2 separate regions of the Homo sapiens genome follow, and region 1 is linked to region 2. Evidence: chromatin loops called from intact Hi-C (ENCODE). Cell type or tissue: gastrocnemius medialis. All regions are shown on one strand. Links, peaks and the distances in the headings refer to the core of each region. The heading gives the core; the rest is flanking DNA. Region 1 overlaps FSD2 (fibronectin type III and SPRY domain containing 2). Region 2 has its middle 14 kb from the start of RAMAC.

The links. Peaks named below come from ENCODE experiments on the same cell type or tissue, not always from the same donor. Only the 100,000 strongest peaks of a DNase experiment are listed, where the experiment ranks them.
Region 1: a loop joins it to region 2, with 3 times the contacts of the local background. A loop is called at or near these places in 18 of 110 quality-filtered maps.

What each region holds. Positions count from the first base shown.
Region 1 is chr15:82,760,392-82,765,770 of GRCh38, reverse strand. FSD2 (fibronectin type III and SPRY domain containing 2) reads left to right here. Exons shown (of 13, transcript NM_001007122.4): 11 at 473-605; 12 at 3,493-3,669. Among named protein-coding and RNA genes, the nearest start is that of SNHG21, 13 kb to the right of the region's middle. RefSeq lists a silencer at 2,168-2,368. In gastrocnemius medialis, for the core only: no CTCF peak of the experiment used is centred there; DNase peaks (open chromatin) are centred at 523, 710 and 2,170; H3K27ac peaks cover 5,000 bases.
Region 2 is chr15:82,969,306-82,974,684 of GRCh38, reverse strand. It overlaps a transcript of HOMER2 not described here. Among named protein-coding and RNA genes, the nearest start is that of RAMAC, 14 kb to the left of the region's middle. In gastrocnemius medialis, for the core only: no CTCF peak of the experiment used is centred there; no DNase peak of the experiment used is centred there; H3K27ac peaks cover 2,554 bases.

The sequences.
Region 1 (5,379 bases), core at 145-5,144, 210 kb after region 2:
AGAAGGAGTTCAGGGGTGTCCCATACTGCCCTAATTGCAAGTCAAATGGATCATTAAGAAGTCCTTCAATTCCTATTTCCCTTGGCAAATAGGTTAGAAATTCTTATCCATACACAGGCATTACAGCTAGAGGTAAAGAGCACAGCCTCTGGAATCAGAGGGGCTTGGGGTTCAAGTTTAAGTTCTATCATTTGCCAGCTGATTTCTTAACCACCTTGTGCCTCTGTTTCCTCATCTACAAAATGGAAATAGTGACACCTGTTTCTAAGGGTCGTCGTGAGGATTGAAGGGGATACTAGGCACACAAGACTGCCCGATGAGTGTCAATTGCCATCCTTGTTAACTGGACGCCTATTACTAGGCCAGGTCCAGGCTTAGGTGTATCCCACACGAAGCTAAACCGGTGACCACCGCCCACATGGAGAAAGCAAGTGATTGGCTGCGGGTCTTCTGTGTGTTCCTCCTCCCACAGGAAGCTACTTTCGCCTAAACAAGGACACTTGCCATCCCTGGCTGACCATTTCTGAAGACGGACTTACGGCTGTACGAAGTGAAAGGAGAACCCCCGCCAGGGAGCTGTCACCCAGCGACACTCACTTCACCAGGTACTTTGTCAACCGCTCACAAGGGCGTTCTGTGAACTTCCCGAAGGTGCACTGTTATTCAGGTCAAATCCGAATATGGCACGGAGGCAGCCTCGAGGGAAAAGGAATCCTACAAATGAGTGAGGAGGGAGGAGCCTAATGGGGAGGGGACCCAGAGGAGTGTGGGCAAGAGGGGTCAGGCAGGTGCAGGCAGAAGAGCCCCCTGGGACGGTGAGGTCAGGAGAGGGCGCGGTCCCCTGGGAGGGCATGGTCCCTGGGTCCTAGGCTGCCAGAGCTGGAGCAGCCAGAGGTCATGAGGGTGGGACAGGAATTACTAGTGGAGGGTGTCCAAGTTCTTGGCGTTCTGAACAAAGAATTGGACAAAATGCACAAACAAAGCAAGGAAAGAGGCCAGGCACGGTGGCTCATGCCTGTAATCACAGCACTTTGGGAAGCCGAGGCAGGCAGATCACCTGAGGTCAGGAGTTTGAGACCAGCTTGGTCAACATGCTGAAACCCCATCTCTACTAAAAATATAAAAATTAGCCGGGCCTGTTGCGGGTGCCTGTAATCCCAGCTACTCGGGAGGCTGAGGCAGAAGAATTGCTTGAACCCGCGGGGCGGAGATGGCGCCACTACACTCTAGCCTGGGCAACAGAGTGAGACTCCTTCTCAAAAAAAAAAAAAAAAAAAAGCAAGTAAAGAATGAAGCAACAAGAGCAGAGATTTATTGAAAACGAAAGCACACTCCACAGGGTGGGAGTGGGCCAAGCAAGCGGCTTAAGGGCCGGGTTACAGAATTTTCTGGGGTTTAAATATCCTCTAGAGGTTCCCACTGGTTACTTGGTGTACACCCTATGTATATGAAGTGGCTAAAGTGAAGTTACAAAGTCATTTACTGGGTGTACACCCTATGCAAATGAAGAGGATGTTTCCTGCCATGCTGAAATACAAAGCTATTTACTTGGACTTAGAAGGTTGGGGTTTTTCCGTTTAATTTAGTTCTAGGAAGTCCTTAGGTTCCCTGCCCCCAGACCCTGTTCTCCTGCTTCACAGGGGTCATGCTGTGGGCTAGTGGGAGAACAGAAACAAGGACCCAGGTCTCCCACCAGTTAGCCCAGTGCTCTCTCTCCTGCACTGTGGTACCTTACAGCAAAACTCCTGATGGAAAACTGGCCATGGAGTGAGTCTGTTCCAAAGTTCAAGGCAGATAATTGCTTTGTACATGTACATATGAAAGAAGCCGGAAAGATCATGTTTGGAGAAATATAAGGAATTTGGTATGTCTGCGGTATAGGATCCATGACGGGAAGAGGTGGAAGATGAGGCAGGAAAGTCGGAGAAAGTCCAGTATACACACAAAAAGTTAGGATTTTATCCTCTATGTGGTGAGAATTATTGGAGGATTTAAAGCAGGGGAACAAGATCAGATTACATTTCAGAAAGATTCCAGTGCATGGTAGAACGTGAGCTGGGGAGGGAGAGGGAAAGGCAAAGGCAGATGGGAAACAGAGACCAGAGAGGAGACTATGGAGGGCTTGACTACGCAGTAGCATGGGTGAGAGGAGCCAGGGGAGTCAACTGCTGTTGAGCACATAAAACCAACAAGGCTAGGTGCTCACCTGTTTAAAGGGCAACAGAGAGGAAGATGAGTCAGGGACTATCATATTGCCATATTTATAGAGTGCTTACCAAGTGCTAAATGTATTTCATCTCATGCAATCATCCTAACAGCCCTGTACTATTACCAATCCCAGTTGACGGATGAGAATACTTAAAACACAGAGAAGTAACTTGCCCAAGAGTATAATGCTATTAAGGGTTGAAGCAGGAATCAAACTAGAAGGTGAGCTTGTAGCCACTACATTATTCCCATCTTAGTTTTCCACCAGGGGGTTACCGGGTAGATAATGACTCTATTAACCAAAATGGAGATGTGAGAAGTATGTACCCCTCCCCACTACACCCCAAACTTTGGTAGATAAGAGGGGTGGGAATATGACTTTTTCCATTTGGGACATTCTGAATTTGAAACAACAAGTGGAAATGTGAGTCTGGAGCTTGAAGCAGAGATGGCCTCATTTTATAGGTGAGGTAACCGAGGTAGAAGTTAACCAACATGCAACCTCCTTCCCAAAGCTTTGCTTGAGCAGTAAGAACTTGGGGTTTTGAAAGTAGAGAGAAAATTTTAAACTGAACAAATCTTTCTAGGGATGTTGAGGTCTATATATATTTTGGTTAATGTAGGAGTCTCCTGAAGAAGGTAGAATATTCACTTTGGAGATACCAGTATAATTTGATTTTCACTGAAAACCTTCCTCTGTTGATACTTTGCTGATGTAGAACAAAACATAACTCTAATCTTTGTCAGTATAATTGTTCCCAGTGCAACAGTGGAGGTAGATTTTAATGATCTGTGAGGAATCTGCTATCTTGTTCTCCTTGGGCTGGCCTCTGAATTCCACCAGGAGTCATCCCTAACATGATGGCTACCTCAAAGGCCTTCCATGTTCATTTAGTACCATAAGCAATGGTGGTGAACTTCAAGCTTATGGTTCCCTTAACCGTGCTGTGTTGTGTATTTTCAACCCTTTTCTTTTTTTATGAACAAGTGAACCAAACCTTTTTCTATGAAAGCCCCAACCATTTTAAAGAGCAAACAAAACTTGTTCTGTTGGTTTAGTGCCTCCTCCTCTCCCATTACCAAGCAGTAACATAATCTCAAATCTTCAGTATCAGCCCACTGAGCTTTGAGAGCTAAGGGTACTTTACAAGTTAAGTGTCCAGAAGCACCTACCACCACGTTCGTAGACCACCGACTGACTGATCCCAGCAACTGGCATCACTGACCTGCACAGCCAGGCTTGGGGCACCCCAGATCACACATGCTTCCACTTTCTAAAACCAGGTGTGTTGCTGTCATGGGAAATCTAATTCCAGTCCGAGGGCACCATTACTGGGAGGTGGAGGTGGATGAGCATTTGGACTACAGAGTTGGTGTGGCCTTTGCAGATGTCCGTAAACAGGAGGATCTGGGAGCAAATTGCCTCTCCTGGTGCATGAGGCACACATTTGCATCATCAAGGTAAAGTAAAATCTGGATACTCACAATTAAAATTTGCTTTTGAAAGATTACAGCAAGACCTTTTCACTAGCAATAATTAAGACACACGTTATATTTTACAAATATTTTAAGATATTTCAGGAGTTGCTGCCAGCCACTTTCCCTAAAGTCCAAGTAAGAGGAGAAAGAGCAGCTTTTCTTCAACTAAAAATAGCTAAAATTTATGGAGAATTATGTGCCAAGTACTCTTACATGCATTATCTCATTTACTTCTCACAATTGTGTTATCTCATTTGAAAAATCAGAATGCTGGGTGCAGTGGTGTGCACCTGTAGTCCCAGCTACTCAGGAGAGTGAGGTAGGAGTATTGTTTGAGCCCTGGACTTCAAAGCCAGCTTGGGCAACATAGCAAGACCCCGTCTCTAAAAAAAAAAAAATAATAAAATAAAAAAATAAAATAAAATAAAAGAATAAAAATAAGAAGACCACACCTCACAGCAATTAGATAATCCAAACGACATGGATTTGGAACTTGGATTCAAACTCAAGCAGTCTGGTTCCAAAGATTTCATTCCTAACCACTTAAGTGATAGATTTTTCATTTCTGTTCACCTTTAGTATTAAGCCAATACAGTTTGCTTTGAAGCCCCAGTTCCATCTTTTTAAGTAAATGTGGGCAAGAGGCTTAGTAGTTATGGCTAATTCTGGTTTGCTCCTGCTGCTGGGCACTCTGTCTTTACACATGGAGTAGTTCCATATAGTGGGAAAAAAAGTCTCACGAAGCCCAGGCCAATGAATACACTTTCAGACTTAGAAGGCCATGGTTACAACCTTCCTTCACCTCAAAAACTGAAAAACAAGACCCCACACTGCTTTCCTATCACACCTTGTAAAATGGGGCCTCTGACCCTCCTTGATTTGATGAATCCTATTAATGTTCATCCAATGCTCTCTGCCCATGATCCTCTATCATGGTTATTTACACATTATGTGTCATGCCCAAGCATAAGTGGGAAAACCAACTTCCCCTCCGATAACAGATGAAGACTCTAATGAAATCTACTAAACCTCACACCCAGTTTGGGGAATCCAAGAATTACTATACACTGAGGCAGATACTTTATTTGGGGATTCTGCCTGAAGTAAGACTAAAGAGCAAAGTCTCTTCTTTAGAAAGGCAAGAACAAGGGGCAGAGTAAAACTAAGGGAGCATAAAGAAAGCCTAGAAGTCCACGTGTAGAGGGAAGAATAAAGGGGGTAAGAAGACACAATAGAAGAGGGGTGGAAACAGAAGAATGACAAAAGAAGGGCAAAAGCTACAGTCCAAGTGCTAGAGCCAAGCCAGTTTCTTACAGATGTAGGGTGTGTGTGTGTGTGTGTGTGCGTGCACGCACACACGTGCACACACGTTACAAGTGGAGAATGAAGGTAAGGTATCCTAGGATAAGGTCTCCTAGCAGACTTGCATTTTTGGCTCATAGTATTAGACTTTATTGGTGGTAGCATAGAAAGTAGAAGAAACGACTCATAGCTTCTGGCAGCTGCTTAGTTAAATTAAGGTGAAATGGGCTAGAGACAGGCAGGCTTCCTCTGACACGTTTAGATCATATTCCAAGTGTTTATCCCAGTAGCCTAGACTAGCCTGTTGACACAAAGAGCTCTTCAAATATCTGTAGGTAGCAGGGTTAGGAAATTCCTGTGACAGGTTTTCATTTCTGCCATTTTTCAAAG
Region 2 (5,379 bases), core at 157-5,156:
TTTCCCTGTGGGGTGACTCACAGAGCTCTTTACTAGTCTTCTCTCCCAAGTGCCCCCAGGGAGCCCCTGTGCAATATCATCCCAGTCATATTTGGAATATGAACTGTGACCCTTACCTAGGGAAATATGTCTCTCTCCTCAGATTAGAGCATATTCATTCTAATTAGACATTGTCGTGTATTGACTCTGTTTTCACCATGGTAGGTAGAAGTCTGCCCCTCCCATAGGTGAGTGGAGAACCTTTGCTCTATGGAGACCTTTAGTATTTTTTTTTTTTTTTGAGATAGAGTTTTGCTCTTGTTGCCCAGGCGGGAGTGCAATGGCGCGATCTCGGCTCACTGCAACCTCCACCTCCCGGGTTCAAGCTGTTCTCCTGCCTCAGCCTCCCGAGTGGCTGGGACTACAGACACGTGCCACCACGGCTGGCTAATTTTGTATTTTTAGTAGAGATGGGTTTTCTCCATGTTGGTCATGCTGGTCTCGAACTCCTGACCTCAGGTGATCCACCCGCCTCTGCCTCCCAAAGTGCTGGGATTACAGGTGTGAGCTACCACGGCTGGCTGATCTTTAGTATTTTTAAGTGGGAAGGACATTGGCTTAATTTTTTCACCCAGGCTGGAGTGCAGTGGCACGATCTCTGTGCACTGCAACCTCTGCATCCTGGGTTCAAGTGACCCTCGTGCCTCAGACTCCTGGGCTCAAGTGATTCTCCTGCCTCAGCCTCCCGAGTAGCTGGGATTACAGGTGTGCACCACCATGCCTGGCTAATTTTTGTATTTTTAGTAGAGACAGTGTTTCAGCATGTTGACCACGCTGGTCTTGAACTTCTGGCCTCATGTGATCCGCCCACCTCAGCCTCCCAAAGTGCTGGAATTACAGGCATGAGCCACCATGCCTGGCCAGACATTGGCTTTAGATGGATGCAGATGACCTGAGTGACTTTGCTGAGATTCTTCTCTGAGCCTCAGTTTCCTGATTCCAAAATGAGATTATAATGATTTTATGAACTATGATGTGTTTTCTATAGCCTAGATGATAAGCATTAACAAACAGTTGCACTGTTTTCCAAACCAAAATAAAACACTCTAACTTGGCTTGAGAAGGGAGAGGTTCTAATACAAACATTTTGTCATTGTCCTATGAAAACAACCATGTTAAAATATGAAGACTACTAGCGCTACCATTATGTAGTAAATACCGAGCATTTACTACATGCCAGGCACTGGGCAGAGCTTTATATTTATATTTACTCATTCTCACAACAACCTACCTGGCTACATATTATCCCTCTCTTACAATCCAGGCTTACAGATGACGGGCAGTTATGATAAGCAAGCAGGAGAAATGAGATTTAAAGCCAGTTCTTTTTTCAAAGCCTGTGCCCTGCCCATGGAAGGGATAACTCAGGAACCTACAGAAAAACATATTTGAGGCATATTTCTGAGACATAGGAGCTGGATGGCAGGGTGGTCAAGATTGCTCTGTGGTGAGAGACTAGAATGCAGATGTTTTGTGGTTTTGATTGAAGCAAGGTCTGTTTGCTTTCATATTAGACACTGCTGTAGCCAGAAGTTGGAGCCTGTCAGGGTTCAAGAGACAACCTGGACACAGTTTATAGTTCCTTTTACTTTGACTTATTCCTGAAGCTGGAGTAGAGCAGTGCAAGATATAAATGAGACAAGGAGGCAGGGAGGCTCCCTGTTGCCTGCCTCTTTTGTACCTCATGGAGGTATACTCCGAATTTAATGATTCTTGAGAACTCACAGAGAGTAAGATGTCCACCAGATCCAAAGCATGTAGAACTGTGGGCTCACTGCTTAGCACCCAGATACAACTTTTACCTCCATATAAAGCATTTTGTTACTCAGAAGGCCACGTCACCTGCGGTTATTATCCATATCTGAGGCTTTGAAATTCCTGCTGTGCCAGCACTTGAGGCAATCTCCATTTTCTTGTACCTCTACTGCAGTGCCTAAGAATTTTCTTTCTTTCTTTTTTTTTTAAGGCAGAGTTTTGCTCTCGTTGCCTAGGCTGGAGTGCAGTGGCGCCATCTCAGCTCACTGCAACCTCCACCTGGGAGGCCCAGGTGGGCAGATCACCTGAGGTCAGGAGTTGGAGACCAGCCTGACCAACATGGACAAACCACATCTCTACTAAAAATACAAAATATTAGCCAGGTGTGGTGGCACATGCCTGTAATCCAGCTACTCAGGAGGCTGAGGCAGGAGAAGAATTTTCTATTTATTTCCACTCGGGTGCTTTCCATGGCCGACGTGGCCATGGCCTGCAACAGACACACCAGCATAAAGTTGCATTCTATTGTAAAACTTTAAGAACATAATTTGTATTCTTAGCCAGAAGGGCACCCCACCTTCAGGTAGAGGTGCAGGAGTTCTTGGATGGTTAAGGCCAAAATTTTCTTCAAAAAAGAAGCTCTGATAGAGACATAAAGCAGATTTGTGATTGCCTGGGTTAGGGTAGGATAGGGATTGACTACAAATGAGCATTAAGGATCTTTTTGGGCTAATGGAAACATTCTGAAACTACATAGGGGTGATGGCTGCACACTCCATAAATGTGCTACAAATCATGAATTGTACACTTACAATGGGTGAATTTTATGGTAGGTAAATTATACCTAAGAGCAAAAGAAGGAAGGGAGGACGCTAGCAAGCTAGCTCGAATATACAACCTTGAAGCACTTGGTTGAAACCCCAGGATAATATGGCACAGAGAATAGAAGAGGAGATTTAGGCCTGGAAAACCTTAAGGGCAGGAGTTAATGATTAAAATCTTAGTGTCCAGACATCTACCTTTGAGTAGTCTGTGTCCTGATGTACCTCTTGGAAAGATGACAGTCATAATATTACTATTGGCTGTGGCAGAAATAGCTAGTTCCCTCCCCCACCCCCATATCAGTTCTGTTCTGTCCTTGCACAGTAAAGGAAGGGTTTTGAAGCACTGGCCCAGAACTGGACTGATTTTAGCACAGTCAGAGATTAATGGCAAGAGCCATAGTTTCTTGCTTCCAAGAATCCTCTAAAATCTATTTAAAATTTTAAATAAATTCTCCACTGTAAGGTTGTTGCATCTAAAGAGAAATGTCAAAGTGAAGCTGGCTATCCATCCAGGCTGGATAGTGACACAATTACTAAAATTTATTTGAAAATGGTGTCAAAGTAGAAAAAAAAATGATACCCTTAGCAGCTCTGCCTCCTCAACAGCTTCTGTTTATCTTTCTCTGTGTCTGTGTGTGTGTGTGTGTGTGTATGTATCTGTCTCTCTTGCTCTCTCTCTCGCTATCTCTCTCTCTCTCACCTGATTCAGAATTCTTGAGAAAGGATAGGAATCACCAATGTTAGAAACGAGCCATGCCCCAGTGCCCTGTGGAAGTTAGGACTACAGGAAGGAGCACATGAGCTTCCTCTTCCCTACCCCCCATAATTTTACTTACCTGCACCTATGGCACGATCCAGAGCCCAATCTTTAGCTGAAAACATCCAGAAATCCAGAGCTGCTCATTATCAAGAATTGGGTTACGTTAACCAAGCTCATGATGTTCTCAGTAAACAGGTGCCCGTGTATTAATTTACAATGAGGAATACATCTTCCCTTTGAATGGACTGTTTTCTTCCCATCAATAATTCAGGGAGTCCCTTCCTTATGTCTGGGTATCCAGGAGTTACCAGGGGCCATGGACTATGGCTTTTCACCTCTGTGTCCTCAGCACAGGCTCTGGAACACAGCTGGTGATTAACAAATATCTGCCAAAGGGAATTGAATTTTGCCAGCGATAAGGCTTATTTATCTTGGGCCATTTTTAGACAAACAGGAGCTGGAGATATTTTTACCCACATATTATTGTAGTCAAAGGCTGTTTCTTAGCCACAACATCCATGCAAAACACAGCATGGCAAGAAGAGGCCATTTTTTTTCTTACACAGCTGACTCCATTTGAAAGAAATTTTATCTCAGAGGATTTACCTAGCAAGATATCAATCTACTTCGTTTTGTTTGTTCTCTTTTCCTTTACATTCGACATGAATGCTATAAAGGATTCTACTATGGCACAGGTAATAATAGCAAACACAACTATAGAGTCTCCACTGCCCATCCTTGAAATAGATTATTCAGTAGAAGAAGAGCAGTGCTGTCATTTACTGAGTTGTATGGGAAGTAAGGATCAAAACCAAAGATAAAAAAAGAATTATGAGTCAGTGGAGTCCAATTTAGCCTTGATGGTAATGTGAGGCATGTTATTAGGTCCATTTTCAGGGAAGATTACATTGTTTGGAAGGAAGTGTCCTATCCATTTTTCAGAGCCCTGGTGATAAAATCACTGGCGATAAGAAACCTCTCTCAGGCCCCAAAACATAGGCCTCTCCTTCTCTTGGGCCCTCTCAAATTATCTGCTGATCTAGATACTCCTAATAGTCCCCAAGCCCTGCTGACAGCTCTGTCCTCCCCCTGCCTCAGGCAAGAAAAGTTTCTGGTCAGGTTGAGGAGGTCTTGCTCAAAATTCTTCTCATTCTGCATACTCTGCATGTGCAATTGTATCTATTCCTATGGCTTCAGCTACCACCTATAAGCTGGATGGAGCCTTTGCCCCTCACTTACCATGTATGATCCTCACAGTGTTTAGGCATGAGTTATTTTCCACATGATAATCCTCTTTCACCGCCATCAGATATCCTAGGTCTCTTTTCATCCAGCTGTTGTGTTCGTTTCAGTTAAACAAACATTTATTCCATGGGTGTGGCAGGCATCTTCTGTAGTTGTTGAGGATACAAAGGTTCTATTTAAGTTAATTTTCCTCTATTTCATTTATAGAGTTTTTTATTTTTATTTTTACTATCCAGTAATTGTTGGAATTTCTAAAGTGTTAACTTTCAGTTACTGTTCTCTTTCTATCCCTGCATCTTCCCTAAGTTTATTACTATGGTTTCAATTTCATAAAGATAATTTTCAAATAAAACGTCTGGCTCCATGTCTTACCTATCTCATTTACTGTATGCACTTAGATGTCTCTTCGTCTCTTTAAGTAAACATTTATTGTAGCTTTAGTTCCTGGATCTCTAAAATGCAGAAGTGAATGAGGAGTGTTCCTTGGTCAGTAGGTGTATGTGAACCTACCCACAAAGGCTGAGGGAGCTTAGAGGACGAAGAAAGAGGCTGACAAACCCAGCTTCTCAGAGGGAAACATTTCATAGGGACTTATGAACAGAAGTGATGTCTAGGCAGCCATAAGAATCGTAGATCCCCGCATCCGCCCTTTATAAATAGCAAGCTTTTAGGGTAAAGACGTGCAGCTAGTCATGTCTTCAGACTTTCTTCCAAGATTCATGACCACTGGGGAGGTTAGGTAAGCATCTTTATGAG